Linked DNA regions of Homo sapiens: regions 2 and 3 are each linked to region 1. A link is a loop called in an ENCODE intact Hi-C map of the cell type or tissue named here. Cell type or tissue: Caco-2. All regions are shown on one strand. Links, peaks and the distances in the headings refer to the core of each region. The heading gives the core; the rest is flanking DNA.

What was found. Hi-C counts contacts between places; a loop is a spot of excess contacts. Peaks named below come from ENCODE experiments on the same cell type or tissue, not always from the same donor. Only the 100,000 strongest peaks of a DNase experiment are listed, where the experiment ranks them.
Region 2: a loop joins it to region 1, with 7 times the contacts of the local background. A loop is called at or near these places in 25 of 110 quality-filtered maps.
Region 3: a loop joins it to region 1, with 22 times the contacts of the local background. A loop is called at or near these places in 92 of 110 quality-filtered maps.

What each region holds. Positions count from the first base shown.
Region 1 is chr15:79,847,372-79,858,341 of GRCh38, forward strand. All of the region lies in intron 3 of ST20-MTHFS (ST20-MTHFS readthrough), which reads right to left. The region is part of intron 2 of MTHFS (methenyltetrahydrofolate synthetase); the gene reads right to left. Among named protein-coding and RNA genes, the nearest start is that of MTHFS, 44 kb to the right of the region's middle. RefSeq lists an enhancer at 6,336-6,837. In Caco-2, for the core only: CTCF peaks have their summits at 2,590 (motif pointing left) and 6,334 (motif pointing left); DNase peaks (open chromatin) are centred at 2,610 and 6,320.
Region 2 is chr15:79,333,560-79,344,529 of GRCh38, forward strand. It overlaps a transcript of TMED3 not described here. Among named protein-coding and RNA genes, the nearest start is that of TMED3, 28 kb to the left of the region's middle. In Caco-2, for the core only: CTCF peaks have their summits at 5,233 (motif pointing right) and 6,639 (motif pointing right); no DNase peak of the experiment used is centred there.
Region 3 is chr15:79,377,379-79,388,348 of GRCh38, forward strand. It overlaps a transcript of TMED3 not described here. Among named protein-coding and RNA genes, the nearest start is that of MINAR1, 49 kb to the right of the region's middle. RefSeq lists a silencer at 3,749-3,798 and an enhancer at 3,889-4,098. In Caco-2, for the core only: a CTCF peak has its summit at 3,836 (motif pointing right); a DNase peak (open chromatin) is centred at 3,823.

The DNA of each region.
Region 1 (10,970 bases), core at 1,938-9,937:
CCAATTAAAAACTGGGCAAAAGACTTAAACAGGATGGGCACGGTGGCTCATGCTTGCAATCCCAGCACTTTGGGAGGCAGAGGCGGGCGGATCATGAGGTCAGAAGACAGAGATCATCCTGGCTAACATGGTGAAATCCCGTCTCTACTAAAAATACAAAATATTAGCCAGGCATGGTGGAGGGCGCCTGTAGTCCCAGCTACTCGGGAGGCTGAGACAGGAGAATGGTGTGAACCCGGGAGGTGGAGCTATTGCGCCACTGCACTCCAGCCTGGGCGACAGAGTGAGACTCCGTCTCAAAAAAAAAAAAAAAAAAAAAGACTTAAACAGACATTTGTCCAAAGAAGACATACAAATGGCCAACAGGCATATGAAAATATACTCAACATCACTGATCATCAGGGAAATACAAATCAAAACTTCAATGAAATACCACCCCACATTCATGAGGATGTCCAATATCCAAAAAATAGAAAACCACAAATGTTGGCAAGGATGTGGAGAAATCAGAACCCTTGTACACTGCTGGTGGGGGTGTAAAATAATGCAGCCATTAAAGAAAAGAGTATATGGGTTCCTCAACAAATTAAAAGTAGAACTACCATATGGCCCAGCAATCCCACTTCTGGGTATTTATCCAAAAGGATTGAAGTCAGGGTCTTAAAGAGATATTTGCACTCCCACGTTCATTGCACCATTATTCCCAAGTGCCAAGATATGGAAACAAGTATGCATCGATGGATGAACGAACAAACCAAATGTGGTACATACATTCAATGAATATTATTCAGCCATATCAAAGAAGGAAATTCTGCAATATGCAACCCATGGATAAGCCTGGAAGATATTATGCCAAGTGAAATAAGTCAGCCACAAAAAGACAAATACTTTATGATGCCACTTACATGTGGTATCTAGAGTAGTCAAAATCTTAGGAACAGAATGTAGAATGATGGTTACCAGGCGCAGGAGAAAGGGGGAGACAGAGAGTTGCCATTCAATGGATACAGAGTTTCATTCATGGAAGATGAAAAAGTTCTAGAGATCTGCTGTACAACTGTGCTTACAGTTAACAATACTTTCCCAGACACTTACAACTTTTAGGAGGGTAGATCTCACATTATATGTTATTTACCACAATAAAAAATTTAAAAAAGCAAAGAGACCAAAAGAGAAGCCAAGAGAATAGTCAGGATTCCCACCAGATACAATACACAAGAAAGAAAAGGCAGAAGTTTGGAACATCCACATTTAGGTAGTTGGAGGAAAAGAATGAAGAAATGAAACAGAGATAAGAAAACAACGTTCTCAAATCCCTTGAGCGAGAGTTAATCTACTCCCTCTTTTCTTGTTACTCCCTGTACTTTGATCACAGCTCTCACTGAAGTCTACCTTGTACCACAGTTGATGGTACACGTCTCTGTCTCCCTCACTGGACAGAAAATTTCTTTGAGGGCCATAATTTTTCCAATTCCTCTTTCATCCTTGGATTTTAATAGAATTTTAGGCCAAAGAAACCCTGAAAAATGAATATTTTGCCTGCAGAATGGATCAATCCTAGCATGACATCCTCTATTTTAATAATTCCGAAGTACATAAATTTGGCTCAAAGAGGCAAAAAAATAAAATAAAATAATAAAAATATAACTTTGTATGGCTGCTTTTTCAAAATGAGTTTTACACTTGAGAAGCAAGACGAGAATGGTTTTGGATTCCCAGGTAACTAAGGCTCGGAAACAGCCCTTCCTAGGTGGAGGTCCTTACATCGTACATGCGGTGTTGTTGTTGTAGCCCTGCCCACAGAACTGTTCCTGCTGCTCCCTTCAACCACGGGGATCACAGGTTGCTCCTGGCCTCAGGTCCTTAAGATATACTTCCTAGTCTTCTCCCACTTCTGCTACTTGTTAAATCCAAGTGTTTTCCCTGAAACACATCATGTATTCTTTGCTTGACTTTATTTGTTGTCATCCTTGAAGCTCTTCCTGTGCCTTACCACCATCCCCACATGCATCACCCACCCCACACACACCCCTGGGGCTCCTCACACTTTGGGAACACTATGCTGGATGTTTTTCCTCCTCAAAGGTGACAGCTCAGTGGGGCTTAAAAATCATGCAGAGGCTCAACAAGCTTCCCTCACACACACTGGTCCCACTAATAGAGGTAGACACCAGAGACACCTTCACACACCACAAGGTCAGAATTCAATAGGGGAGACAGAAGAAAAACCTTAGTCCGTGCACAGTTCTGCATATGCCTCTGGCATTGCTCTGTTTTCAAATCGCCAAAGACTCATTAATAGCGTCCACTGACAGTGCAATGTGCAAGAGCCAACCTGCTCTGATTTTAATCCTGTGTGCACTTGCTTCACATTCTGTGTTAGTGGGCACAGAGCTCTCTAGATGTCATAAGATTGTTCTGCAGAGTCATGGTTTGTTGAGTGTTTTTCTCCAGGCTTCGCTACCTTTCCAATGTGATCTTGCATTCCAAAACTACAAAGCTAACCTTTGGAAAACTCACCCAACCCCACATACTGCATTTATTTGCTCAAAAACATCTTCCGTCTTTTCATTTGGTGCTGGCTCTGAAACAGCAGTGCCCTCTGGAGGCAGTCTGATGTGGTGATTAGGGGCATGGGCCCTCAGGCTATTTCTTAGCTGTGTGATCATAGGAAAGCTACTGCAATCTCTGTGCTTCCATTTGTTTTCTCATCCGTAAAATGGAGCTGGTCATGAAAACTGTATTAGATAATGCAACATATCTGTTCACAACAATTGTATTTATTAGGATACCTTTCTATTTTTTTAAAAAGAAATCTCAGGCACTATTTCTTGAACCAGGTAGCAGGGAAAGGGGTATAGTTTCTCCAATATTTCAAGTATTTTTTGACCAGAGCTTTTACAATCTTACCTTAGAACTGGCTCTTACATGTTCTCTCAGCAAAGGGGTTCAGCAGAGCCAAAAAAAGAGGAAGAAAACCAGGGGAGAATGAGGTTATAGAATGCAGATTAGCACATTTTTCCTACAAAAGACCAGAGAGTAAATAATTTAGGCTTTGCAGGCCTTAGGGTCTCTGTTAGAACATAACTCTGCTGTGTAGTATGAAAGCAGCCAAAGACAAATGTAAATGAATGAGTGTGGCTGTGTCCTGATAACATGTTATTTACAAAAACAGGTGGAGGGCCAGATTTGGCCTGTGGGGCTGCAATGTGATAACCCCCATCATAGAACATAAGGAAAGAGAGTTTCAGGGAGAGAGAAGTAGACGCAGTGTCAAATGTGGCAGAATGGACAAGTAAGGTAAGGACACAAAAATATCTATTAGATTTGGCAACTAGGGAATCACCGGGGCAAGGATAATATAAGTGGAGAGATGGGGACAGATGCTGAGCTGCAGAATCTTCGTTGACCAGGAAAAAAGCCTAGGTAGTAGGCCTCGAAAAAAAATGAAGAAGTAAGATTCTATAAATGCCTCTACTTCCTGAGACAGAAGTATTAGGCTCTGAGGATTCAGTTCACCGTACAAAACATTCTTATTAATTCTGGCAGCGAGGTAGCCTGGGCCCCTGACACCTCCTAAGATGTCCTGAACTCAGACTCCCTGTCCTGAGCTTTTCAGAATATAATCAGTTCAGCTAGTGGACTGTCTTTACTGTAATACTGAAAAGAAGGCTGAAAATAAGTGTTAGAGCCCAAGAGGTATGTGGGCACCTTCCTATCTGCACACCTTTGCTCCTGCGACATTGTTTTTCATTCCTGTAAGGGTTTTCTACTCTTTTTGTTAACTTATTTATCATAACAATCATAATATCACAAATCTTAAACTTCCATTGAGTCCTCCCAGTCCATGCAGTTTGGTGTGACCAGCTCTTATCCTATACTGTAAGAATGCCTGTGGTCCATTAAGTAGTAGGAATCCTTCTCCCTTCCTTCTAGGAACAGAGCTTTTGTCTTTCCCCAGAGAATTTGAGCTCAGTTCTGTTTACCGTGAAAAAAAGAATGACAGTGAAGGATATAAGGGATATAATGAGTAGTCCCCTTGCTGTATTTATTTTAGCTTCCTGACTATATCCAAGGAGTGACTTGTTCAGATTATCCTGTGAGATACCTAACTCTTAACCAAAGTCCTGCTTCTAGAAGAGAAGGAGAGCACAGAAACTAACATTTGTAAAGCGCCTACGATGTGTCAGCCAAGATGCCATATCCTGGAAAGAGAAGGATGAATAAAACCAGCTGGTCAGTACATCTACCTAGGGAGGCAGGAGGGTGGGAACTATTATCCCCATTTCACAAAAGAATAAACTGATGCTCAGAGAGGTCAAATTACTCCCTAAAGTCATTCAACTCATAAGAGACTCAGCTCATAAGAGGTGAAGCTGAGGGCTTGCTGTTCCAGATGGATAATATACATGGTTCCTATTACCAAAAGATACAAATGAGATTAAGTAAAGGTATGGAGGAAACACAACAAGGCCAAGCATCTTAGAGGTAGTACAGGAGAGGGGTTAAGTGTGTAGGATTCTAGACAGGCTGCCTGGGTCTGAATCCAGCACTACCACTTATTAGCTATGAAACATCATCAAAATTACCTTCACCTAAAATCTAGAATGGATAAGCATATTATGATGTAAAGAGTCTCTAAGCTATTAATACCAAATGTCAACTTAATCAACTGCTGCATGCCTACTCCTCAGGCCACGTGGCTGATTACAGAGAGACACAGGTACTTCCATCAAACATGCTTCTAAAACATGAAGAAGCTGAAATCCTAAAATAAAATACAGAACCAATAATTCATGATAGCTCTTGAGGCAGAACTGTCAAAAATCAATACCATATGTTTTGAACTCATTATGATTGCCTTAGAAAGAACAGACTGAAGCACAACCTCCTTGAATCACTCTTCATATAAAACAGTACAGCACATACAAGGCAATAAACAAAACCATTTACATGACTGCAGTAATAAAATATATTCAACTTCTGATTATATACAAAAATTGGGTTTTTAAAAAACATGGTTCCCTGCAAATCTATAACATACTTAAGGAGGAGTTAACTGAGCCACCTATTATTATAGACTGTTAATTTTTAAAAATTACATTGTAAACATACCTTCACTCTTTCTGCTATGAATGGTCACAACCTATTTTGGCCATCTGGGAATATTCACACTGAATCAAACACACCGTAGTGAGAATCATCTATTAAAGACATGACCACCATAATTGATCACTTCTGCATTCTTACTATAAAATTCTTTCTTTTAACACAGATACTAACATTTGCACCAGAATACAGCGACCATATTTGTCACAAAAGCATTAGAAATAAGTACCAACACCATGTAAGGTGGCCCTTCTCCTAGTATCCCTGGATGACACGGGTCATTCTGCTAATCAGTTACTGAGGTATTCAGAATATAAGACAATCTGTGTGCATCTTATATTTAAAACCCAAGTGTATTATGGGTTCAAGGCTTTCACTCAATCTTATGAACACTATGTGTTTAAATGAAGGAAGCAGGAGGTGACAGGAATTTAGACTCTTCTAAGTAAAGCTGAAAAAGCTAATAAGAAATGTGGATAATATTTAGTGACTTGGCTGCTGAAGATCTCACAGCAGCACTTTCCTCCTACCTAATCCAAAGAGCCTAGAAAAATATCAAGGACAAGAGGCCAGGAGTCAAGATAAAATGGGTTATAGAAACCAATCCTTCTACCCATAATACAGGTTCACCCCTATAAGGATATCTCAGGAAGGATACGAAAGAAGAGTGGCTACCTCTGAAACAAAGTATTAAAGAACAGGAGACTTGGATGAGAAGACTATTTTACACTTTCATAGTACTCTTCTATATGGTTTACATTTTTATCATGTGCATATGGAACCAAATTTTAAAAAATATCATCCTTATATTTTTTAAACACAAACATCAAGGACAAGAGCCTTGGAGGCAGTCCTGCACAGCAGTTATCTGTGCAGGCTTTTACAGAGACTGCCCAGGTTTGAATCCCATAACAACCATTACTAGCTAAGAAACATTAGTAAAGTTACTGAAATTCTCTTTGAAACCCAATTTCTTCTTCAGATAAAAATAATGCTATTTTAGAGGGACTAAATAAAGGAGATAAAACTCTAGTAAGTGTTCAATAAATTCTAGCTGTATTATACTTGGGGATATGAATAATGCCTATCCTCCTTCTGTTGACTCTGAAAGTTATTTCTTGAGTCATAATACTAACACTACAAGAGCTATCATGCAGATTTCCTATCAGCCCAAACCATGTGCAAGGGTGGGCCTAGCTCTCTACTGCCACCTCCTGTCAGCTAGAAACATGCAGAGCGGTCCGTAAGAAACTGCTCAAGCCTTAGGCAGAGCAGGAGCCGTGATGGCTCACTGAAATACAGTCTCCGAAACACGTGTGATAGGAAAGCATTCCTCTGTTAGAAATAGCCTTTCTCTTTAAAAGGCTCCTTTGAGGTGTATCTGTTTACAAACCAAGAAAAATGAAGTTGCTCTTTTATAATTTCTTTCAGCACATTCAGCTGTGTGCTAGACACTGTGCTAAGCTCTTTGCAAACATGACTTAATTTAATCTTCCCAACAAGATGATGTAATTTGCCCAAAGTCATACAGCTAGGAAATGCAGGCCTGGGAATGTGAATGGTAGTGTAGCTCTAGTGAAGTGTGGAAGCTCTTTGTTCTTTCCCTACGAAATTAAAGCAGACAGGGAGAGCGCTGCTTATTTGCCTTGGTGGTGGAATCAGTCAAACTGGATGCAGCGTCTGTACCAGTCAGGTCAGGGCCATGGTGAGGGACAGAAGGCACACTCAAACTAGGGAAACTAGAAAAGATTAATAAAGAGATGGAGATGCTTAGAGAAAGCAAGAGAGATGGTACAGTCCCTGGGGTAGCTGACTGTACCAACAACTTGGCCTGAAGGTGCAAGGGGAAGGGCTGGGGAGGGCATGGTTATAAGAACCCGCATAGCTGCGATGAGAAGGCTGCCTGACTGGAGTGTGGATGTGCACTGGGGGCGAGGGGTAACACCCTGCAGCCTCTGGTCTTCATTGCTGCCTGCTGATGTAGTCCACAGAGGCTGGTCTTCCTTGCCACTAAGCAAGTAGAAAAGATAGACAGTGGATCTAGAGGTGGCCAACCAAAATCACCTAGCAAAAGACCAAAATATGGTTATTATCAGTGGTTACTCCTGGCTTGGAGATTTGGGCTTATTTTTAATTTATTCTTTATGTCTTATCTTTATAAGAACAAAGCTATTTTCCTTTAGAAAAAAATATTTTTAACAATATGCAGAAAAATTTCCAGTCTTCTTTTTGAAGAGGTACTTCAAACATGCTATTTTCTTAAGTATGTTTTTTATATCTTAAGCCTACTACGTTGTCTAGAAAATAACTCTAAAATCATGTCAACAGATAATAGTAATTTGATTTACATTATTTTCTTAATCAACATCATCATCACCATCACCATAAACAACTACAATTGTATATGAAAGAAGCAAGCTAGGTTGCTGCAGACTGAAAAGTGGGAATGGTGTCCCAATACTTTACCACTGGGGTTTGCAAACTATAGCCTGCAAGTCAAATCTGGTCCACTGTATGATTTTGTACATAAAGTTTCAATAGGACACAGCCATGCTCTGTCTTCACACTAAAACAGCAGAATTGAATCACTGCAACAGACACTGTATGGACTACAAAGCCCCAGATATTTACTATCTGGCCCTCTGCAGAAAAAGCACCCTGCCAATCCCTACTTTACAGCTTCTGCCATAAGGTTTTTAACAAAAAAAAATCTATACATCAGCTTATCCTATCTTAGCAGATACTGACAAAAATAAAACTTACTGGAAAAAAATATAATTTAAACTCTCTTTACTGCAGATATGTAAAAATGCTCTGCAGAAAATAGGATCCACATCAGCAGTAGCTTAATATAAATGGCATTTCTAAATATTATATTTATTTGGCATCTGAGTTGTTGATAATCAGATGGACCTAAAAATGAAACAGAGAAGACATTAGAACTTCCTATTATTTTTCACTAACTGTAGGCAACCTCTGCTTGTCTGATTTTACTCATCTGTAAAATGGGTGGATGGAACTTTTCAATAACTTTTTTATTAACTTTCATTTTAGGTTCAGGGGTACATGTGCAGGTTTGTTATACAAGTAAACTCATGTCACAGGGGTTTGGTGTACAGATTATTTCATCACCCAGGTACTAAGTATAGTACCCAATAGGTACTTTTTCTGATCCTTTCCCTTCTCCCACTCCCCATCCTCAAGGAGGCCTCAGTGTCTGCTGTTCCCCTCTTTCTTCCATGTGTTCTCATCATTTAGCTCCCACTTATAAGTGAGAACACGCAGTATTTGGTTTTCTGTTCTTCTGTTGGTTTGCTTAGGATAATACCCTCCAGCTCCAACCATGTTGCCGCAAAGGACATGATCTCACTCTTTTTTATAACTGCATAATATTCTATAGTATATATGTACCATATTTTCTTTATTCAGTCCACTATTGATGGGCATTTAGGCTGATTCCATGTCTTTGCTATTATGAATAGTCCTGCAATGAACATATGTGAGTATGTGTCTTTATGGTTGAACGATTTATATTCCTTTGAGTATAGACTCAATACTGGGATTGCTGGGTCGAATGGTAATTCTGTCTTTAGTTCTTTGTGGGATCATCACGTTGCTTCCCACAATGGCTGAACTAATTTACACTTCCACCAGCAATGCATAAGCGTTCCCTTTTCTCCACAATCTCACCAGCATTTGTTATTTTTTGACTTTTTACCAATAGCCATTCTGACTGGTATGAGATGGTAGCTCACTGTGGTTTTGACTTGTATTTCTCTTATGATGAAAAAATTTCAGCATTTTTTCATATGCTTCTTGGCCATGTATATGTCTTCTTTCGAAAAGTATCTGCACATGTCTTTGCCTACTTTTTTAATGTGTTTGTTTTCTTCTTGTAAATTTAAGTTATTTATAGATTCAATATCTCAGATCTCTTTAGAATCAAAGCTTAGTGACTCTGAGAATTTAAGGACAATACCTTGTTTATCTGTGTGATTCAATCAAGAAATAAATTAAGTCAGTCACACACACAAAAAAACAAACATTATATGATCCTAATTAAATGAAGTCTTGAAAGCAGTCAAACCCATAGAATCAGAAAGTAGAATGGTGGTTACCAGAGGCTGAAGAAAGGGGGGAAAGAAGAACTGTTTAATGGGTATAGATTTTCAGATATGCAATATGAAAAATTCTGGAGATCTGTTGCACAGCAATGTGAATATACTTAACACTCCTGAACTGTACCTTTAAAATGGTTAAGATGGTAAATTTTGTTATGTGTTTCCTTACCACAACAAAAAAAGAAAGAAAGAAAGAAAGAAATTAGGCATTTAGGGAAGAGTCTAGAGGGCAGTCCATCCTATGCTCACATTCATGTGAGGGTGTACTCAAGAAAAAAAAGTCTAGCTTACTCTTAAAAGCAGTGAAGAACAATTTCTTCAGATACAGAAATACAACGGTGTTTTGGAGCTATTTCTATTTTTCTCAGTTTTTAGAAGATGAGCTCGCAAAGTCACTTTTTTTTTTTTTTTGAGACAGAGTTTCGCTCTTGTTGCCCAGGCTGGAGTACAGTAGCACGATCTCGGCTCACTGCAACCTCCGCCTCCCGGGTTCAAGCCATTCTCCTGCCTCAGCCTCCCAAGTAGCTGGGATTACAGGCATGCACCACCACGCCCAGCTAATTTTTATATTTTTTTAGTAGAGATGGGGTTTCATCATGTTGGCCAGGCTGGTCTCGAACTCCTGATCCTCAGGTGATCCACTCACCTCGGCCTCCCAAAGTGCTGCGATTACAGGCATGAGCCACCGTGCCTGGCCCACTATTCTTAATTAATTATTGCACAGTATGATTTCCAAGCCTTAAGAGTTTAGTAAAATGGAAACTTCTTCCTGTCTTTCACCATTTTTTTACTGAACTGTTAAATGAGCACTTGAAAGTCCTGCAACCTCTCTGGTTCAGTATATTTAACTAAAATAAAATTACACAGTACATTATATTTCTTCAGCTTGCTCTCTTCTTGCATGCCTAAGAGGACTCATAGCCCAGCTAATATGAGCCTTGTGCCATCTAGAACAAATTCTATTACAGCAAGTCTATGATAAAGTAACCTATTACTTTGAAATAATAGTACATGGATTTTATATAATGTGCTTTTCCAGTTAGTTCCAAGTGCCTTTTCACTGCAACTAGCCTTGTTATCTGCTTCAATAAGTCCTCTTCTGGTGGGGGAGAAACTTGCTCTTAAAACCCAAAATCCGGCTGGGCACAGTGGCTCACGCCTGTAATCCCAGCACTTTGGGAGGCCAAGACAGATCACGAGGTCAGGAGTTCGAGACCAGTCTGACCAACACGGTGAAACCCCCGTCTCTACTAAAAATACAAAAATTAGCTGGGCATGGTGGCGCGTGCCTGTAATCCCAGTTACTCAAGAGGCTGAGACAGGAGAATTGCTTGAACCCAGGAGGCAGAGGTTGCAGTGGGCCAAGATTGCGCCACTGCACTCCAGCCTGGGTGACAGAGCGAGACTCCATCTCAAAAAAAAAAAAAAAAAAAACATAATCCTCTCTAAAACCTTCTAAAACAGCTTTACAGGAAAAGAGCAGAAAAAAGTTTGAATCAAAATTTAATGGATTCAAATCAATAGTCATTACTAATGACTCACTTTATGGAAGGCCCTGCCCAAGGAACTACAGATAACACAGAGATAAGTTACTATTCATGCCCTCTAGGACCTAACAACCTGGTCAGCTAAAAATGCATCTAATCAGTTGTCTGTAAAGAGATTATTAAATAATAGTAATAAGGGGTAGAATAATGTAAGTTCCAAGGTAATAGGTACAAAGGAAGGAAGTTGTATTCC
Region 2 (10,970 bases), core at 2,062-10,061, 510 kb before region 1:
AGGAAGAAATAGTCTTCAGATATGGCTTCTGCACCAGTAACTACTTTTACACTTTTGATCACATCCTGGAGAAATCGTTCAAGAACTTGATAAGACTTTCACATGTTTTGTTGGGCTATTTTCAGCTTTCAGTAGTGCACAGGAAACAGTAATGGCTTGGCTACCTTTTTTCAATATAGACTCCTGGTGGCTGAGGCCCCCACACCCTTTGTTTAAAGCTACTGTGAGAATTAGAATTAGTAGGAAAGAGTCCTCAAATGACAATATAATATTTCAAACTAAGTAAAACAGGGCTGTACTCAGGTAGATTCTCCTTCAAACATGGTTTGAATCAAAACCAACTTTATTAATATATATGCACTCACCTCAGCTCTAAGAAATTGGGGAAAACATATCCTCCTAAGCATTTGTGGTTTGATAAGATTATCACAAATCCAGAGTAGCCTCACAGACCATAGCAAATTAGTAGAACTTAATTTGCTATTAGCTAATAGCAAATTAATAGAACTAATAGCTTAAGAGTAACTGTTCTAAACTAATTATCTTGGGCTTCTGAAGTAAAAAGGAAGATCCCTGTCTTCCCCCGACATCCAGTTCCTTAAAATCAACCCAAGCAAATAAGAGTAAAATAGAATTTAAATTACTGAAACCAGGAAAGAGCCATAGTCAAAAATCACTAGCTATGAAGAGTGGCTGTCAAATGCAGTGATATTTGAACTAAAGGGAAGGAGAGGACTAGAACAGTCCTAGAGGGTTAAGACTTTCCTAAAAGAAGAAGGTTTTGGTCCTGAATGGCCAAATGGTGGAGCTTGGAATGGCAGCATCTAGGGGCCATGTGTGAGCAGCAGGGGTGACCCCTTCTCTTTTCCTCATTTCAGAGTGGCAGGGCAGGTGGGGTCAGAGGAGAAGCTTTTCAGGCAGGTGTGCAGGAGATGTGGCAGGTGAAGGAAGGGTCGGGGGGAGCTTTATAGCCCCAAATCTCAGGAGAACTGATGAGAAAGGATGTGGAGAAGGCACCTCTGACTCGCAGCTTGCTTCTGCCTCAACTTCTCCCCACACAGTGTGACTCTTCAGCAAATCAGTGACCTGGATCACAAAAGGAAAAGTGACAATTCAAGACCAGGATCACGGCAAAGTAACAAATAGAAGGCACGCAGGAAATGTATTTCGGAAGAATTACTCCAGGAAGTCAAACAGTGCACACATTTTTTCCCTCATAGTCTTAGAAAAAGGAAAAAAATTAAAAAAGGCAACAAGACTTCAGAGAAGGTTACAAGAAATTGTAGAAGGGGTTATAATACAACAAAAGAGATGAAAAGGAGCTGTCCAGTCTCAGGGAATATGTGGAAGAGGAAACATCATTTCAGAAATGATAGTTAACTTTAAGATGCCAAAATGAGAACAGGCACTGCACTGCTGAAATCAAGGGAGGGACACTAAAGAAAGGCTTGAGAAGACTGTCTGAAAAACAAATGGAAAACAAAAAGAACAAAAAGCTGAAAGTTATTAGGGAGAGCCAGACAGCTTTGTACAACAAGGATATCCATCATGCAGGTAATTGGTGTTCCTGAAGAAGAAAACAGAACAATTTCAAAGACGTAAAAAAAGAAAGCCTTAATAAAAGTCAAGGAAGACCTAAATCCTCAGTTTAAAAAGGTACCTTGCGTTTCAGGAAAAAATAAAGCAAAATGATTAACACAGACAGATTCTGGTGATATTCCTGGGCTTCTGGGAAAAATAAACAAACAACATTGAAGTTTCATCAAACAAACAAACAACAAAGACAAAAAAGCAAGTAACCTGTCAGAGGGAGAAATCATGTGACCCCAAACTATTTCTTGACATTTACTGGGATAAGACCCTGGAATACTGTCCTCAGGGAACTCTGGGAGAGACAGTGTGGACCCAGGGAAATGATACACTGCTAATTTGTCATTCAGTTACAAAGGCCACAGGTGGCCTTTCTAAAACTAGAAGGAATTCAGGGCACAGAGCACCTTTGAACCACTCTTGAATCAGCTACCCCAGGAAAAACTCTACTGAGTAAGGAAAGGAAAGGGGCCATCACAAAAAGGGCAGGTTTTCAAGCATTTCATCCATTAAAATATACAGCTGAGGCTAGACAACTATGAACAATCTAGGGACTATAAATGTTATGAAGTCTAATTATTTAAAAATTGCAATACAGCAAATTGAAATTGAGAATTAGGAGGTGAGGGAAGGTAAGAGAAAATGTAAACGCTAGCTTTCTAACTTTTCCTGATAGAACATTAATGACTACAAAAGAAATTACATTGAGTTCTTGCTAGGCACCAACCACAGTTCTTAGTGCTTTTTTGTGTGGCATTTCATTAATCTCTCACAACAGCTCAGCAGCATAGGAACCATTAATACTCCCATCTTACAGATGAGGAAACTGAGACACAGAGAATTTAATCTTTTCCCAAGGCTATGCAGCTAGTAAGGAAAATAAGGAAAGCCATTTGGTCATCTCAAGAGGCCCTGAAAACTAAGTTTGTAAGATCAATACAAGCCATTCCTGATGAAAAATTTTGATAAAGGAATAATTGGTCAGGGATAAGGGTGGCAGCTGAAGTGTGGCTGTGGAGTCTGGAGCTACAGATTCACTCCTTTCTTATTCTGGTGCCACGGAGGTGGGGCATTTCTTATACATGAGGTTGTAAATCTTCCCCTCTCTGAACCTCTGTGGCTCTGGCAGGCAGATATTAAAACATCAAAAAGCTAGGCCCCCACTGGCTGGCTAGTGGAGCTGGATCTGGGGGTGTCTTGATAGAGCCAAAAACAAACTACATTAGGGCTGGGCACAGTGGCTCATGCCTGTAATCCCAGCACTTTGGGAGGCCGAGGTGGGTGGATCATTTGAGGTCAGCAGTTCGAGACCAGCCTGGCCAACATGGTGAAACCCTGCCTCTACTAAAAATACAAAAATCAGCCAGGTGTGGTGGCAGGTGCTTGTAGTCCCAGCTACTTGGGAGGCTGAGGCCGGAGAATGACTTGAACCCAGGAGATGGAGGTTGCAGTGAGCAGAGGTTGCAGTGAGCAGAGGTTGCAGTGAGCCAAGATCACACCACTGTACTCCAGCCTGGGAGACAGAGCAAGACTCTGTCTCAAAACAAACAAACAAACAAACAAACACAAAAAACAAACAAAGAAAAAAACACATTAGCACCCTAGCTAATATTTTTACTCTAGGTGGATCCAACCCAGCAAACTCCACCCACTACACCCACTAGAGTTGATCGATTGACTTATAAAATAGAGGGACATAGATATTTCCAGTACATGAAACACTCAGGACACTTACCATGTCACAACTTCCAAGTGTCAAAGTAGTTATAATAATAACAGACAACAAATGCTTTGTGCATCTGTCACCAGAGCAAGGGGCTTGAAAGCTCTGGGCTGTGGTGGACCCTGGTGGAACAGGCCTCACTACTACCAAGCCTGTATGTGAACTGACCAGAATCTATTGGATCTATCTGCTTTAGCTGCTATCAGTTGCAAAGTGTCATAGTCCGCTGGGGCTGCCATAACAAAGTGTCCAACAGTCTGGGTGGCTTAGAACAGAAATTAATTTTCTCACCGTTCTGGAGGCAGGAAGTCAGAGATCAAGGTGTCAACAGGGTTGGTTTCTCCTGAGACCTCTCTCCTTGGCTTGCAGATGGCTGTCTTCTGTGTCCTCACACGGTCCCTTCCCTGTGCATGTCTGTGTCCTAATTTCCCCTTTATATAAGGACAACAGTTATGTTGGGTTAGGGCTCACTGTAGTTAATTTAATTACTTCTTTAAGCCTTATCTCCAAATATAGTAACATTCTGAGACACTGTGGGTTCAGAATTCAACATAAGAATTTGGGGGAAAAACAAAAAACAAAAATAGAATAATTTGGGAGAAAGGGGAGGACACAGTTCAGCCAATAACAGACAGTGTTAGATAAATTCCATCCAAGTCTTTCAACCTATGCTGCTTTTAAAAAATTAAATTATATTCTACTAGAACCACTATTTTGTCAAGACTAGGTGCATTTCGTAGCTTGAATTACTTCCCTTTTTCCTGATCTCTTTTATAAGATATCGATCACACACTCGCATCAGCAGGAACGTGCACAGAAGATTCCTGGAGTATGGAACAGTTCGGTAGTGATCAAATCCTGACTCTGCTCCTGGGAGCTGTGTGAGGATGAGCAGACCACATGGTCTCTCCCCTCTGACCCTCAGTTTCCTCGTTTGTAACAAAATGTGGTATTAAGGGAAATGTACAATGATATTCACTGCAGCATTGTGTTTGGTGATAAAACATTACAATATAACTCAAATGCACATGGATGGGAATGAATAAACAAAACGTTGCATGCTTGTATATGGGGATACTTTATAACAGTTGGAAATGAATAAAATAGCTCCCAATAAAGCAACATGAAATAATATTGAAGACACACCAGAGTGTACAGTGAAAAAGGAAAACCATCCAATGTGGTATCACTTATATATCAGTAAAAACACACATTAAACACTATTCTGTATAGCTCATGGGAAAAATAAATGTGTTCATGTATAATATATAGTAAAATTATAAAAACACAGATTGTAAAGAAAAGTTTACCTCTGGGAATTGAAGATAGAAATTGGGATGGGGTACAAAGGAGATTTCCATTTTATCTGTGCAGTATTTTTTTCTTTAAAAAATCTGAAGAATGTATAACAAAATATTAGCATTTGTTAGTCCTGAGTGGCAGATATGTGGGTGTTTGTTATGTTACCATTAGTATTTTCTGCATTAAACATCTCAAAGGCAAAGTAAATAGAAGGATGGTAATTGCCCTGGCTTCACCTCTTAGGGCTATTGCAAGGTTTCAATAATAAAATATTTGTGAAAGTTCCTTGTAAAATTAAAAGCTCTGTACTGTGGGCGGCAAGCCACCCAGGTGCCGAGGCAAGAGACCGAGGACACGAGCTGTTCCTGTATAGTAAAATATAAAATAAGAATAGTTATACCAGATATAGATCTTAGATATGATTATATATGAATATCATTAATCATTAGTTGGTAGCAATTACTCTTTATTCCAATATTATAATAATCCTTGCTCTATAATCATAACCTAGGAAAAACCAGGCCATACAGAGATAAGAGCTGAGGGGACATAGTGAGGAGTGACCAGAAGACAGAGTGCGAGCCTTCTGTTATGCCCAGACAGGGCCACCAGAGGGCTCCTTGGTCTAACGGTAATGCCAGCATCTGGGAAGACACCCGTTGCCAGGCGGACCGTGGTCTAGCGGTAGCGTAAGTGTCAAGGAAAAACACCCACTACTAAGCAGACCGGGAAAGGGAGTCTCCCTTTCCCCGGGGAATTTAGAGAAGACTGTACTCCTCCACCTCTTGTAGAGGGCCTGACATTAGTCAGGCTCACCCGCAGTTATCCAGGGGCCTGTCTCCCTGTGATGCTGTGCTTCAGTGGTCATGCTCCTAGTCTGCCTTCATGTTCCATCCTGTACTCCTGGCTCTGCCTTCTAGATAGCAGTAACAAATTAGTGAAAGTACTAAAAGTCTCTAATAATGGTGTAAGTTGTTTCTCTCTTTGTCTCCTCTCTCTCTCTCTGCCTCAGCTGCCAGGCAGGGAAGGGCCCCCTGTCCAGTGGACACGTGACCCACATGGCCTTACCTATCATTGGAGATGGCTCACTCTCCTTATCCTGCCCCTTTGTCTTGTATCCAATAAATATCAGTGCAGCCTGGCATTCGGGGCCTCTACCGGTCTCTGCAACTTAGTGGTAGTGGTCCCCCGGGCCCAGGTGTCTTTTCTTTTATGTCTTTGTCTTGTGTCTTTATTTCTACACTCTCTCATCTCCGCACACGGGGAGAGACCCACCGACCCTGTGGGGCTGGTCCCTACACTGTACAAATATTAAATTTTAAGCTAATCTGTTTCATTTGCTGTTGATTCTATTAACTTCCATTGCAAAAGTCCACAGTGTCGGATAGCTCCAAATTTGGGGTGGTGTTGGCAGTGATCATGGTAGTGGTCATGATGAGGGTGGCAGTGATGGTGGCGGCAGTGCAGCTGCTAGCGGGTGGTGATGACAGAGGAGTGGTAGTGATGGTGATGATGGTGGTGATGGTAGTAATGGTGGTGGCAATGGTGTTATGGTGGTGGTGATGACATGATGGTGATAGTGGTGATTATGGTGGTGTTGATGGTGGTGATGGCAGTGGTGGTGGTGATGGTGTGAATGTGATGGTAGTGGTGATGGTGGTGATGATGGTGGTGATTAGGATGATGGTGGTGATGATGGTAGTGGTGATGGTGGTGATGGTGGTGATTAGGATGGTGATGGTGGTGGAGATGATGTGTGTAGAGAGCAGTGTTAGACCTCTGATCTAGCTCTGAGCCACACCACACACACACTACTGCATAATATCATACACTTCTAGGGCTGTGTGTCTCACTGCTAGTAAGACTAAACCCTCCAAAGCCAAATTACATGAATGTGTATCTCCCATTGCTCCTAGTAAATACTGTTTAAAGTACTGTATTGAGCACGGTAATTAGCTTTTACTAGAAATACTTGAATTTCATCTTTTTGAAGAACTGCAGCAATATGAGAAATGACCACAAGAGGACAGTAGAGAAACATCAATAAAGTTCAACTTTACCTCAAGGATTGGGCAGGCACAAGCCATGGTCTCCACTCAAGAAGCTGCTCCTCAGCAGGGAGAAGTGTGGGTCTCTGCAAGAGATCAGGTTGTGGGAATTTCGGGGCCAGTCAACATATCACAGAGTGTCATGGACTTTGAGCTGTTGAAAACCATCTAGTTCAACCTCCTCAGCCCCAGCCAGCATCTATCTGGACTGCAATTTCTTGAGACACCCTGAGCCAGAATCACCCCGCTAAATCTCTCTTAAATTCCTGATCCATTGAGATGGTGATAAGCAGTGTTTGCAGTCGTGAAGTGCCAAAAAATTTTGAGATAATTCGTTATGCAGCAAAAGATCACTAATACACCTGGCGTGTAGTCAACAGTTAATGAATGTTAGCCATAATTGTTATTCAGGACTATTAAATGCAAGGAGGTTATTTTTCCGGCATTTTCTCATTATGTCAATTATGATGTAACTTGGAAGTGGTATCATGGATGCATTCATTCATTAATTTTCCAATAAGCCAAACTACTGCCCAGAATGACATCAATAAGAAAAATACATCATTCCTTCATGTATCCATTCACTAATTCATACATCCATTCACTTATCAAGTATGAATTGTGACAGAGGTACTAGCTTAAGGTAGAGTGTGGCCAATTGAGTGAGAGGGGTCAGATAAAAGGTAATTTGCTGGGCATAGTGATTCATGCCTGCAATCCCAGCACTTTGGGAGGCCAAGGCAGGAGGATCACTTGCATGCAGGCATTTGAGACCAGTCTGGGCAACATACTGAGGCCCCATCTCTACAAAATAATAGAAAATTAGCTGGGTGTGGTGCTGTGTACCTGTAGTCACAGCTACTTGGGAGGGTGAGGTGGGAGGATTGCTTCAGCCTGGGAGACAGGGGCTTCAGTGAGCTGCGATCATGCCACTGCATTCAGCCTGAGTGACACAGCAGCAAGACCCTGTCTCAAAAAAAAAAAAAAAAAAAAAAAGGTGAAGAAAGAAAGCCAGCAGGGGAAGAAAGACAGCAGATGATGGAAGGAAGCATGAGCAGAGGCACAGAGTTTCATGTGGTCTTGAGTACTCAGGGGAGGCAAGGACTTTGGCTGGGCTGGACCATAGGAAGAGAAGGTAAGATGGGAATAGGTATATGTAAAGATGGAGAGGATGCAAGGGCCAGCAAAGGAGCCTTACCATAATATAAAGATTGCCATAATATACTACAAATCCCATAAGAGGGAGCTTGAGCTTCATCCTTTGACAGGTTTTAGGTAGGCGAGCCCATGGCCAGGCGTAGGTTTTTAGATCACTGTGGCTGCTGTTAGCGAGGCAGATGGAGAAGAGAGACTGCTCTGCGAGTTGCTGAACAGCTGCCAAGCCCAGTAGGCTGCGGAACAGAAAAGTTTACAGGAATTCGTTTATTCCCCTTCCCTGTGCCATAAGAAAAATTCCTACTTCACTGGAGTGTGGGCTCATCCCCAAGCAGGAAGAATTCACTTCTTGCAGAGATGAGGGATCAAAAGGAAGGACCGCATGATCTCTTTCGGCGGTTTCAACTACCAGTGATTTTGCCCCTGAGGAGACATTTGACAATGTCTGGAGATATTTTTAGCTGTCACAACTGGGGAGGAGGAGGCGCTTACTGGGTAGAGTCCAGGGATGCTGCTGAACATCCTGCAAGGCACAGGACAGCCCTCCACTGATGAAGAAGTATACGACCCAGAGTGTCATCAGTGCTAGGCTGAGAAACCTTGGTTGGTACAAAAATGTGACAAAATAAAAATGACACATAAAAACACATTAAAGATGAGAAAAACTAAAAAACGTGGATGGGGGCAGATGAAAATTATGACTAAATATGTCATTATCAGTTTAAGAAATAAGTAATTGTCGTTACAAAACAAGAGTTTGAAGCAGAGATATAAGCAATAAAGATAGGATAAAAGATCTTACATCAACCATATCTGACATATAGATAAGGAAAATGATACTCATCTATCAGAAGAGAAAATGTTGGATCACAAAGCAAAACCCAATTTTATGTTGTATGCAACATAAACAAGATGTTGTATACAAGAAACACAATTAAGACCAAGTTGTCCAGCAAATTTGAAGAAGGGTTGGCAAAGATATACTATGTGAACAGAAAGAAAAATAAAGCAGTGTCACAACTTTTATATCAAAAAAGGTTAATCTCTGCTTCATACTTTATGCTAAAATAACTTCCAGGTAGATAAAAATTGTAAACATTACAAAGAAAAAAATTTAAATGCTAGAGGAAAATCTTTGAAAATAATATTATTTACCTTAAGGGAGTCCTTTGAAGTACAATATCATAAAAGAAGTTGATAAATCTAACTACCTAGAATCTAAAATTGTTGCATGGTAAAGCATGCACACAAACACACACATATACACTGTATAAACAAAACCAAAAGACAAAAGGCAAACTGAGGAAAAACTCATATTACAACTCATATCACAAAAGATTAGTCATCTTAATTAATTAAGTAGTTAATAACCATTTGTTAAGTGTCTGTGTTACACTGGGCCCTGCTTAGCACTGGGGAGATAATAACATAAAACACAAAGTTCCTGCCTTTGTGAAACTTACATCTCATGGAACAGCCAGACAATAAACAGATAAAGTAGTAAATGTATGTAATATTAGGTACTGATAAGTGCTATAAAGACAAAGTTAGGTGTGGGTATAAAGAGTGAGATGGAGTGAGAATAGGTATTACTGAGATTGGGTAGTAAGGAAGGTCTCATCGATGAGATTTTGTTTGAGCAGGGGACATTTCAGCTAGGAGAAAGAGCAATTGCAAAGGTCTGGAGATGGAAATATAAGGGTTTGTTTGAGGAACAGCATGGAGATAAGAATTGGTGTGGCAGTGAGAAAGGGGTATAGTGGTTAAAAAGTGAAGTTCAAGGTACCCAGGAGCCAGCTCACAGAAAGCTTTCAGGCCATGATGGGACGGTGCATACAACCTCCATCACCAAGACACTCTGTCCATCACTACAGAGATCTCTTCCATGCCAGTCCTTTATACTCATACACACTGCCCTCCCTTCTACCACCCTTGGTGCCTGTTAACAACTAATCTGTTCTCCATCTGCGTACCTTTGTCACTTTGAAGATGTCACGTAGATGGAATCATGCAACATGTGGCCTGTTGAGATCATCTGTCTTCGCTCAGCATAATATATGCTCTTTCATTTTATTTCTGAGTAGTATTTTATGCTATGGATGTATCACATTTTATTTAGACATCCATACACTGAAAGATATTTGGGTTGTTTCTGATTTTCACTATTACAAATCGGGCTTCTATGAATCTTCAAATTTGTGTTGATTTATATTTCAAAGGGTCACTATGGCTGCTTTGTGGGTAGTAGACTGCAGGGGTAAGAGTGGATGCAGGGAGTGAGGAGCTACTGCCATAGTCCAGGCAGACATGACAATGGATTCAACCAACTGGAGAGGTGAAGGATGTGGGACAGGCTCTTGGGTTGAATATGAGGCACAAAAGAAAGAAAGGAGTCAATGACAACTTTGTGAATTTGAACTACCAGGTGAAAGGTAGTCTCATTTACTGAGATGAGCCTGACTGTGGGAAGGAGAGTTTGGGGATGGAGTTTTGGTGGAGGCAGATCTAGCACTCTGTTTTGGCCATGTTAAGTTGGAGATCGCTATTAGAGGTCCTGCAGAGATAGCAATTCAACAGCCATATGAGTCTGGAATTCAGAGTGTAGGTTGGGCTGGAGAGAAAACTTTGAGATTCCATAAATATGTAGATAGAAGGTGAAATAAAAACACTCGGCCTACGTAGTTCACCAAGTAAATAAAGACAGAAAAGCAGGTCTAGATCCCATGGGCCTCCAACTTATAGAAGTTGAGAAGAAGAGAAGGTCAAATAGAAAGTGAGAGGGAGCAGCTGGAAAGACAGAAGGAACCCCCCAGAGTGTGGTGGCCCACAAGGCACCAGAAGATGCCTTTTCAGGAGTGAGGAGTGAGCCTCGGTGTCAAATGCTGCTGCTGAGAGCTGGTGTTGGCGTCCTAGGATTGCTGTAACAAATGACCACAAACTGGGAAGCTTAAAACAACATAATTTTTTCCTCTCACAGCTTTGGAAACCATAATTCTAAAGTCAAGGTATTGGCAGGGTTGGCTCCTTCCAGATGCTCTGGGGAAGAGCTCATTCCATGTCTCTCTCCAGGATTCTGGTGGCCCCAGGCTAGGATACATGACTAGGTTCCATGACACACCACCAAACCCCCAACTCCATTTCACATGGTGGTT
Region 3 (10,970 bases), core at 129-8,128, 470 kb before region 1:
ATTTTTGTACTTTTACAGTCTCTAATACAGTGTCTGAAGTATGGAGAGTATTCAATAAATGCACATGTAGTGAATGATTATAAAGATGTCTCTAACTTCAGATACAGATCTGTCACTTGCCAATTCATGCTTTAATAACTTTTTAAAATATCTACCATAGTGCATAGATTTTTAGTCTTAAATATTTTTAAAGAAGTAGTGAAGGACTCTGGTAGCAACTTAAGGCAAACGATCATCTTTAAAAATTGCATATGAACAAACCGTTCTTTTTTTTTTTTTTTTTTTTTGAGACGGAGTCTCGCTCTTTCGCCCAGGCCAGACTGCAGTGGCGCAATCTCGGCTCGCTGCAAGCTCCGCCTCCCGGGTTCACCCATTCGCCTGCCTCAGCCTCCCGAGTAGCTGGGACTACAGGCGCCCGCCACCGCGCCGGGCCAATTTTTTGTACTTTTAGTAGAGACGGGGTTTCACCGTGTTAGCCAGGATGGTCTCGATCTCCTGACCTCATGATCCGCCCGCCTTGGCCTCCCAAAGTGCTGGGATTACAGGCGTGAGCCACCGCGCCCGGCTGAACAAACTGTTCTATAATGTTAAAAAGTTTTATATCATCCTTTTATTTGCTTGAATTTATTTTGCCACATCCCTTCCAATACATAATTTTAGCTTATGCTATAATACATTTTAATATTTATTGGTCATGCCATCAAAATTCCCTGTATCAAAATTACGAATGGAAATTGAAATTAAACATCTAAACAATTTCCTATGACCATAAGGCTCTAAGTGTTAAAAATTCTTCCGGATTGAATTATTAATACAATTCATTACTAGCATATATTTATTAAAAGCAACAGAGATGTATTATAAATATTGATAAGTCATTATTGAGTATTGTGTTATTTACGGTAGGGATGGCTGTTTAAACAAATCCCCAATTCCAGTGGCCTAACACAATGGAAGTTTATCTCTGGCCCATTTTCCAGTCTTAGGTGGATGTTCTAGTTGGTATGTGGCTCTCTGTCCAGTGATTCGGAGACTCAAGCCTCTTTTGATTTTATGGCTTCTCCATCCTTGAGCGCCTTGTCATCTTAGCAGAATCCAGCTGGAGAAGGAAGAGGATTGTATAGGGAAGACCTTCTTAAGAGCCTTGGCCTGGAAGTTCCACCCACTGTGACTGCTTCCTTTCTATGGGTGAGAAGTAGTCACATGACCATATGACATGCCTAAGGTCACTGGGTGAGCAGCTGCTTTCTAGGGAGGACTTTCTACTATAGGATGAGGCATGGGAGCTCACAGGTGGGCAGGCAGCCAACTACAACATAAAAGGGGAAGGTTGTTGTAAATACATTCTTTTAATGAGATGAATGCTTGCAAAAACATTATCATATTCCATTGATTAATTTTACTTATGGCCAAAATGTAATATGATTTAGTATCTATTCTATTTTTTCATTTTTATAGATACAAATACTGAGAAACCTTGTTCTCAGAAATATGGAGGTGGGAATAGAAATTATGTTTTAGAATTGTGACTCAATTCTTGGAATTCTAAGTAATATGGCAAAAGTGATATACTTATCTATCATTATCAGTTGATGACGTAATTAGGTCTTTCTGCAATGTTGTTGAAATCAAATAGTTGGAAAACACCTTATTTTCAAATGATGTTTCCCATTCATAAAGTGATTTCTTATTTATATTCCTGGAACATATAACCAAAAAACTTTACCAACATGTATTAAGTGACTATTAATTATACTGTTGCCCCTTTACTCACAGGCACCATATTTAATCAATAAGAGTGGGGAAAATTAAAATTTTACTTTCAGTATGCCTTTGTCAGTCCAATATTATCAAATGTCTTAATTGTCTTGCCTGCTTTGTAAATAATTTTTATCATTATTGAAATCTTAGAACTGCAGATTTAGCTTATTCAGTTGATGGAAAATATCTTCTATATAACCTAATGAGCAAAGCCAATTTCTTGTTGGCAAAGTATTCAGTCACATTAGGTTTACTTTCTTTATTTAATAAAACTAGAAAGGATTGACTTTATTTTTCAATATGTGTTTCAAAAAATAGTATTTTCCAAAGAACAATTAAGGAATAACTTAAAAGCACATCTTGTAAGATATATTACTACGAGCAATCAATAATGAAGTGATATATATCTAATAATTACTCTAATATTACTGCGATGTAAAGTGTGGCTAAAATTTGTTCTTTAAGAAGCTAGGTATATGAGGCATTTATTTGAAAAATGTGTATGTATTTGTGTATTAAACAGTGGTGGCTAGCTTTTTGAAATAATTAACAAATAAGAACCATGTATAAAGTCAGAAATTATTAATCACATTAGATATACTGATCAAACTTTCCTTATGTATTTAATGAAAGTGTATAAATGAATCAGTCTGACAGCTAGCATATAATTTTGTTTTTTCTTAAAAAGAGAGAAAAATATTAAACATTTTATAAGCTGAAATAAGGTAATGGCAGAATAATTGGAATAAATATTTCATAATATGATGTGTTATGTGATAGGTTTTAACTATATTATTGAATGAAACACACCAAATCTGAAAGATCACAAAAGGTTTTTATCTGCAGGAATGAGTCAGTGTACACTGGAGAATTCTGGTAGCTCAGAAAACATTCTTATCATGCTTAAAAGTATCAGCATCACTAAGATGTGCAGGTCCTTGGTATATATATGTCTAAAAGCAATCACTTAAATATTGAGGGAGGGGCCGGATCACGAGGTCAGGAGTTCGAGACCAGCCTGACCAACATGGTGAAAACCTGTCTGTACTAAAAATACAAAAATTAGCTGGGCGTGGTGACACACACCTGTAATCCCAGCTACTCGGGAGGCTGAGGCAGGAGAATCGCTTGAACCTGGAGGTGGAGATTGCAGTGAGCCTAGATTGTGCCATTGTACTCCAGCCTGGGCGACAGAGCGAGACTCTGTCTCAACTATATATATATAGAGAGAGTTATACACATATATATATAAAGAGAGTCTCAAATATATATATAGTTATATATAGTTATATATATAGTTATATATAGTTATATATGTTATATATGGTTATATATAGTTATATATAGTTATAGTTATATATAGTTATATATATAGTTATATATAGTTATATATATGTAGTTATATATATAGTTGTATATATGTAGTTACATATATATAGTTTTATATATATATATATATATAGAGAGAGAGAGGGTATATTTTCTGGGGCTCATTTTTATGTTTTCAGAGGACTCTCCCTCAAGAGTGCTGCTCTACTTGGCAATATTTGGGGGATGGAAGAGGTGAAACCCTTCACTGCGGTACTCTACAATATATCCAAATTCAGAACACTCTAGCACAGGCCAACATAGGCTCCGATGTCTCACTTAGCCTCACAGAAATATCTCCCAGACCTGCAGACACAGACAAATCCTAGACAAGCCTATGATGCTTTGATTAATCACTAATGGAGTTGTCCTTGAAGACAGTATTTTAAATTGTCCCTTTGACATCCTGCAGTTTTTTTACAGCTCAGGGCAATGCACAATAGTAAGATTCAGGATGGATAAGGATGTGTCTTTCTTTTTTGTCCAAAAATGCCATTTTAAAGAGAAGATGGGCAAGGAGACTGTATCTGATCATTCCAATCTGTTTTCAGGCAGATTTTAAGAATGACAGTCGAGGCACCTGGAAATTGATTCCCTTCCAAGTCTCTGTGCAAGGGGTATTCTTGCAAAATCTTAGCTTTTTAGTGCAATTTGATGCTCACTGGTATAGAGTCCCATGCAAGGCGATTGCTACCACCAGGTGGCAGCATCCTCTAGTTGTTGGTGGGCTCTAAGGCAGGAAAGAAACCCAGTTAAGTCTGTAACCTTAACAGCCTTGAACAAATGAACCTGAGCCAAGGCAGAGTGCACACAGACCCCATGAACCAAAGGAGACAAACCCACAACAGACAGAAGCTAAGGTGAATGTCTCTTAGTCTCATTTTCTGCTCACTTCAGCATGAACAGCTTGAGAGATGCACACTTAGCAAAACAGGATGAAGGTTAAAAGGTCCTCTGGAGCGGTAAGGAGGTAGCAGGTGATCTGTAGTCAAACTCCTAATTGTTCCTCTGAACCATTAGCACTTTTGGGCAACTTTTGTCTAGAACAAGTGCTAAATGTCACAGAGGTTTGTTCCCCTGCCCAGTGGTGCCCAGGCTGAGAGGGCAGGTTTAACCTGGTATCTCATCAGAACAGGGACAAAAGAAGACAAATCATATTGGAGCCACTCTCACCTGGCTTGGTCTTATTAGAGCTACCTGCTCTCCCCTGGGGTGATAAACAGTTGCATTTGCCTGATTCTTTCACTGGTTTAAAAGGCTGTGTGTCCTGTGATTGCAAAGTCAACTCAGACTGTTGACTTAACAATGTCAGAGCTGCCCTTCCTGTCCTCAAAGCACCTTCCTTCTTCCTTCCAGAGCTCACTGGGGTCTTAATGCTGTCAGAAGTATCCATATGGACTTAAAAATATTGCATCACAGCCTAGAGGTGACCAGCTCTATCACTAATGAAGAAGCAATTTAAGCTTTTGGGGCCCCAGTTTCCCCATTAGTAAAATCATGTGCATTGTGTACAAAGTAGCTGCTTGAGCGGAGCTTCATTATTCAACAGGGCTTAGATTTTTCTGGACTTTGCAGGAAGAAGTCTCTGCCCTTCTGGGTTTTGTGCTCTGCAGCTATGGACATGAAGATCACCCCATCCTCTCGGCAGTCCTCAGCAACATGAATGGCAGGCCTGTCCTAGGAAGAGATAGACATCAAGGCCACAATGCAAGCCATGCGCAGGTCATGGGTTCATGGTACTGTTGAGTTTTGACTCTTTACTGAGGAACTGAACTGGAATGAACAGCTTAGCAGGCATTATTCCTGGAAGGAACTTTCTAGGGAGGCTATAAGCTGGCTGGACCCCCAGACTCTGCTCTGTGTTCTGCCTCACTGAAAAACAAAATAGTTGTGACTAGCCCTACCTTCTCTTGGCTGACAGTAGTACCTGCTTGGAGCTGCTACTTGCTGATACCCACATGAGCCCAATGCCAGAATGCATAGCTAAAGTTCTGTTGCAAAGGGAGAGGTCATTCTTCCAGTGATGCCTGGCCTGCACTGGCAGCACCTATCCCACAGTGGCCCTCTGGCCTTCCCCAGGCTACCAGAAGCTGTGTCTGCCCTTCACAATTCTTCTGGGTGCTCAGCTCCTTTGGCTCAGAAGTTCACTACCTCTACCCTCTAAACTCCTGGCTGGAAACCTTAATCCCTTTCTCTATGTCCTCCACTTCACTCTGAACTTCTACCAGTATGGCTAATGGCTTTTTCAGCCACCTATCCTTCCTGCCACTCCTCATCCTGAATTTCAATCAGATCATCTACTTGTGAAGTAGTGTTTTCAGATATAGGTGCAGGGAAGCTTCTTTTATATTATCTTTCATGGGTATCTCATACTATTGTTCTTACCAACACAATATAGTCTTTATTCCCATTGACAAAGTCAATTACAAGGGCATAAACACGATTTATTTCTTTTCCAAGGGTCCCAGTGCTTCACCAACACCAACGCCACCACTAAGGGTTCCAGTGTGATCACCATCTGGGATCTACCTGTTCCAACTGCTTGTTTACCTCCTGTGCATGCTCCACGGGACATGGCTCTTTGCCTGTAGATCGCCAGGTACCCACAGCTTTACTGCCATGGTGCACTTCACTTCCTGCCTTGTCCACTCTCACCTGCACCAGTTATTGCTTACGTGGTAATCAGTATAGTCATTGATCTTCAGGGACCATCCAGCTACCCGATTTCCAATGTGGCTGCCTTTGCTATCTTGTTTTGGAAAATGTCTTAAGGCTGTTGAAGATTATATCTATTTGATCCTTTGTGCCCTTAGATGGAGAAAAGAAATGTATTGAGTAGAAGCTCTGAAAGTTTGGAAGGTCCCTCACACCATCCTCAGGTTCAGAGTTTCACTAGATGAAGTCACAGAACTCAGCAAGCCAATTTACCCATGGTTACAGTTTGTTAGAGCAGAAGAATACATTTGAAAATCAACAATAAGAAAAGGTACAAAAGGTAAAGTCTAGGAGAGACCAGGAATGGAGCTTCCCACTTGTCGCTCCCCAGTGAAGTCATACAGACTGCACTTATCTCTCCCCGCAACGATGTGTGACAATATGCCTAGGGTATTGCCAACTAGGGAAGTTCACTTGAGTCTCAGTGTCCAGAGATTTTATTGAGGAATCAGTCACATAGATATGGCTAGCCACCATACGACTGACTTTGATCTCTAGCCCCTCCAGAGATAAAGCTGATGTTGTGTTGTCCAAGGACCTCACCATAAATCTTATGGTTAGTACAGACTATCTGGCATGGCCCAAGGTCCTAGGTTTATAAAGACACTTTTGAAAGCCAGGACATTCCAAGGGCTTAAATGTTACCTTCCAGAAACTGGGGGTAAAGAGCCAAAACTTTCTTTGGGTTAATCCTTTACTGCATAAGCTCTAAGACCCCAATAATTCATGGCCCTATTTCTGGGGCATGATTCAGCCCAGAGAAGAGATCGGAGAAACCTACCTCCCATCATCAAAGAGCTCCTGGATGTTCCATCAAGCAAAACTGTGGGAGGAAATTCAGTGTTCCTATGGAGATGGTGGTGTGACCTGAGCTGGCTCAGAGGTTCTAAAAGCTTCTTCTCAAACATTGGCAAGGTCACAGGTACCCAATAAGGTACATCTTCCCTTTCCTTCAACAGTCCAAAACCTCCAGAACTCTCTCGAGGCAGTGATTAATACTAAACAAAGGACTTGAAGGATAGGAGGGATTCTGAACAGGGTAGAAATAAATAGTAGTGTGGGATATTCGTATAGTTTTCTTGGAAGAGGTAATATTTGAGTAGGATCTTGAAAAATGAGTAGACGTGTAAATGCCACAAGTAAAGGCAAAGATATATACATCATTGTCGGAATAGGAAAGAGTGTGGCACATCTGGGAATGATGAGGGGCCTTATGCAGCTGGGGGAGTCTATTGGTCAGACATGAGGCTGGAAATGGTGCAAGGGCTAGATAGGGAAGGGCTTCATATGCGATGCCAAGAGGCACAGACTATGCTGTGATTCCCTGGCAGTATAGCTGGTGGGACAAAGAGAAATCAAACTCAAAAAGTTCCCCTCTTGTCTACCATGTGTATACTCAAGTAGGTGATGAGATTGTAGGAAGAAGGTAGGATATAATAGCAGATAATTGGGTAGCCATATAGAAAAATCAAATAAAATTTGACCTTTACCTTATAAAACATATTTTTAAAAACCCAGTCTGGGTGTGGTGGCTCATGCTTGTAATCCCAGCACTTTGGGTGGCCGAGGTGGGAGAATCGCTCGAGCCCAGGAGTTTGAGACCAACCTGGGTAACATAGTGAGACCTCATCTGTATAAGAAATGAACAGCAGAGGGGCGAAGATGGCCAATTAGAAGCAGCTGCAGTCCGTGGCATTCACGGAGAGGAATGAAAGGCGTGAGTGAATACAGCACCTTCAACTGAAATATCCAGGTTCTCACATTGGGACTGATTAGGGAAACAACTTAACCATGGAGAATGAAGAAGAGCAAGGTTGGGTGATGGCCCACCTGGGAGTGACACAGAGCTAAGGGAAGTGGTGAGTGATTGTGTGACCCTGGAAAAACATGCTTCTCCCACGGATCTTTGCAACCTGTGGATCAAGAGATGCCCTTGTGAGCCCACACCACCAGGCCCTGGGGCTGACACACAGAACTGTGTGGAGTCTTGGCAGAGTAACTGCTCAGGCATGCACAGAGACCCAGCAGCTTTATATACTCTGGCCCTGGGATCCCCATCAGATGTGTCTAACTCAGGCAAGGTGAGAGGTCCGCACCTACCCCTAGGAAGGGGGGCAGAATCCAGGGAGCTGATTCTGTGGGTCCCACTTCCACAGCACCTCACAAATTCTTGGGGCTCCATCCCATCTCAAGCAGGCTCCACCCAGTTGCCGGTGGCTGGCTGGAATGTCAAGCCAGTGGATCTTACTTTGTGAGGTGCTGCACCTGGGAAGGTGGCTGCAGCTGCACCTGGGGAGTTCCCATCCCACCCTGCTGGAAGGAGCAGGACTCCTGCTTGTCTCTGGCTCCTGCCTGCTCCCTGGAGTGGAAGGCCCAGGTCTGCAGTCACTGGTTGGGTGCCTGCAGCTGCACCCAAGAGGGCAGATCCTGCCTGTTCCTGGCAACCTCGAAGAGCACAGGTAGGCTCAGATCCACAGCCACAGTTTGGGCAGGGGTCCATTCTGCTCCCTAGAGCGGGAGGCCTGGGTCTGCAGCCACACTTTGGGTAGCTACAGTGGCACCTGGGGAGCTGAACCCCCAACTTAGAAGGGGCAGAGCTCCCACTGGCTTCATGGAGTGTGCAGTGCCAGCCGCAGCCAGTGTGATAGCAGCAGCCTCTGCCATCATTAGGTACTATTTATTATCTTGATTTTACAAATGATAAAACAACTGTTGGATTTCAGCCCAGGTCCACCAGAATCCACAGTCTTCATTTAACCCCCATGTTCTACAACACTAGACCAGGGGAGAAATTTGCACAGAAAGTAGTATGAATAATGGAGGCTGGGAATCAGAGAAAGTAGACAGAGAAAACAGGCTTAAAGGACTGAATGAATTACAGATAACCTGTATTTTCCAAGGGCTGGGGGCTGGAGGGAGGAGCAATTAGATTTTAATGGGTACGGAGTTTCAGTTTTGCAAGATGAAAAAGTTCTGAAGATCTATTGTCTAACAATGTGAATACATTTAATACCACTGAACTGTACACTTAAAAATGGTTATGAGGGTAAATTTAATGTTATGTGCTTTTGACCATAATAAACAAAACAAAATAACTTGTATTCACTCTCTGCAGGTGAGGGGCCACTTTTCAGAGCACTCTCCTCATCTCTACCTCACTAGGGCTTTGCAGCAAAAAGTTTGTCTGATCATTTTATGTTATTATATGCTACATTGTTCCTCATTGAGTATATGCTGCTGCTTCTTTGACTATATGTCCTCCTGCTTGGAGGTTTGGCTTTTCATTCTCTAAAAGGGGTATTTTGATGAATAACAGTTTTTAAATTTTTTTATTTTCAAGATGGAGTCTCACTGTTGCCCAGGCTGGAGTGCAGTGGTGCGATCTCAGCTCATTGCAACCTCCGCCTCCCAGGTTCAAGCAATTCTCTGCCTCAGCCTCCCGAGTAGCTGGGATTACAGGTGTGGGCCACCATGCCTGGCTATTTTTTTTTTTTTTTTGTATTTTTAGTAGAGACGGGGTTTCACCATGTTGGCCAGACTGGTCTTGATCTCCTGACCTCATGATCCACCCGTCTCAGCCTCCCAAAGTGCTGGGATTACAGCCGTGAGCCACTGTGCCTGGACTTTAAATTTTAATGTAATATAATTTATCAATCTTTTTTGTTTATGGCTAACACTTTTCTTTTCTTTCTTTCTTTTTAATCTTTTAATCTTTTTTTTTTTTTTTGAGACAATGTCTCGTTCTGTCACCCAGGCTGGAGCACAGTGGCACCCAGGCTCACTGCAGCCTTGAATCCTGGGCTCAAGCGATTCTCATGCCACAGCCCCCTGAGTAGCTGAGATGACAGTTGCATGCCACCATGCCTGGCTAATTATGGCTTCTACAAAATGCCAAACATTCTCTGCCCCCAAATTAGGAAGAGAGTCTCTTGCATTTCCACTAAAAGCTTTAGAATTTTGCCTTTTATATTTAAGTCTATAATCCCCCTGGATTGTTTTTAGTGTTTTAGAAAGTAAGGGTCCAATTTTATTTGATTTTTCCATATGACTACCCAATTATTTCAGTTTCTTATTGAAAAGATTATATGTCCCCCTCTGCTTTGCAGTCTTATATTTGTCATGAATCAAATATCTACATATGTGTCAATCTGTTTCTAGACTCTTTATTTCCATTCATTAGCCTATTTGTCAATCCCTGTGCAAATACTACAGTGACGTGATAATTGAACCTTTATAAGTGTTGACATTTTGTGGGACAAGTCCTCTCACTTTGTCACTTTCATGGGTGTCTTGGCTATTCTTAGCTGTTTGCATTTCCGTGAAAATGTTAGAAACATCTAATGAAATTAAAATACACACACACATGCACCTGCACACACACACACACACACACACACATACACACACACAAGTATTATAACCCTGTTCAGATTTTCCCTGGGATTACATTGAATCCATAGGTTGATTGGGGGAGAAATGACATCTTTGCAAGACAGTTTTCCAATCCATTCCTTTCCATTTACCTGAGTCTTCTTTCAGTTTCTCTCAATAAAGTTTTATATTTCTGTTCATGTGAGTTTATACATCTCTTCTTGTCTGGATTCCTACATACCTGATACTTCTTGATGCTATTATAAGTAGAATTTTTTAAATTTTCATTTTCTGTTTGTTGCTGGCATATAGAAGTAAAATTGATTTTGTTTTCTGACAATTTTGCTAATCTTTCTTAATTATTAAAAATATTAAAATTAACTTTTAATGATTCACCTACGGTACTTCTGGGCAGTCTGTGAGCACAATCATAATATCTGAAAATATAGGATTTTTTTCCATTCCAATCTTTATATATTTTATTTCTTATCTTACCATTTTAAACTGGCATGATGCCCAGTAAAGTGATGAATAGGACTGGTGATAGTGAGTGAATATTTTTGTCTTTTTCCCAATCTCAGAAGGAAAAACCTTCAGTATTTTACCATTAATTATGATGTTTTCGGTAGCCTTTTCTTTCTTTTTGGTCTATCTCTTTAGACAATAGGGAAGTAATAAAAGGGAAGTCTGCTTTTATTCCAAGTATACTAAGAGCTTATCTTTAACCATTAATGAATGATGAATTTTATAAATGT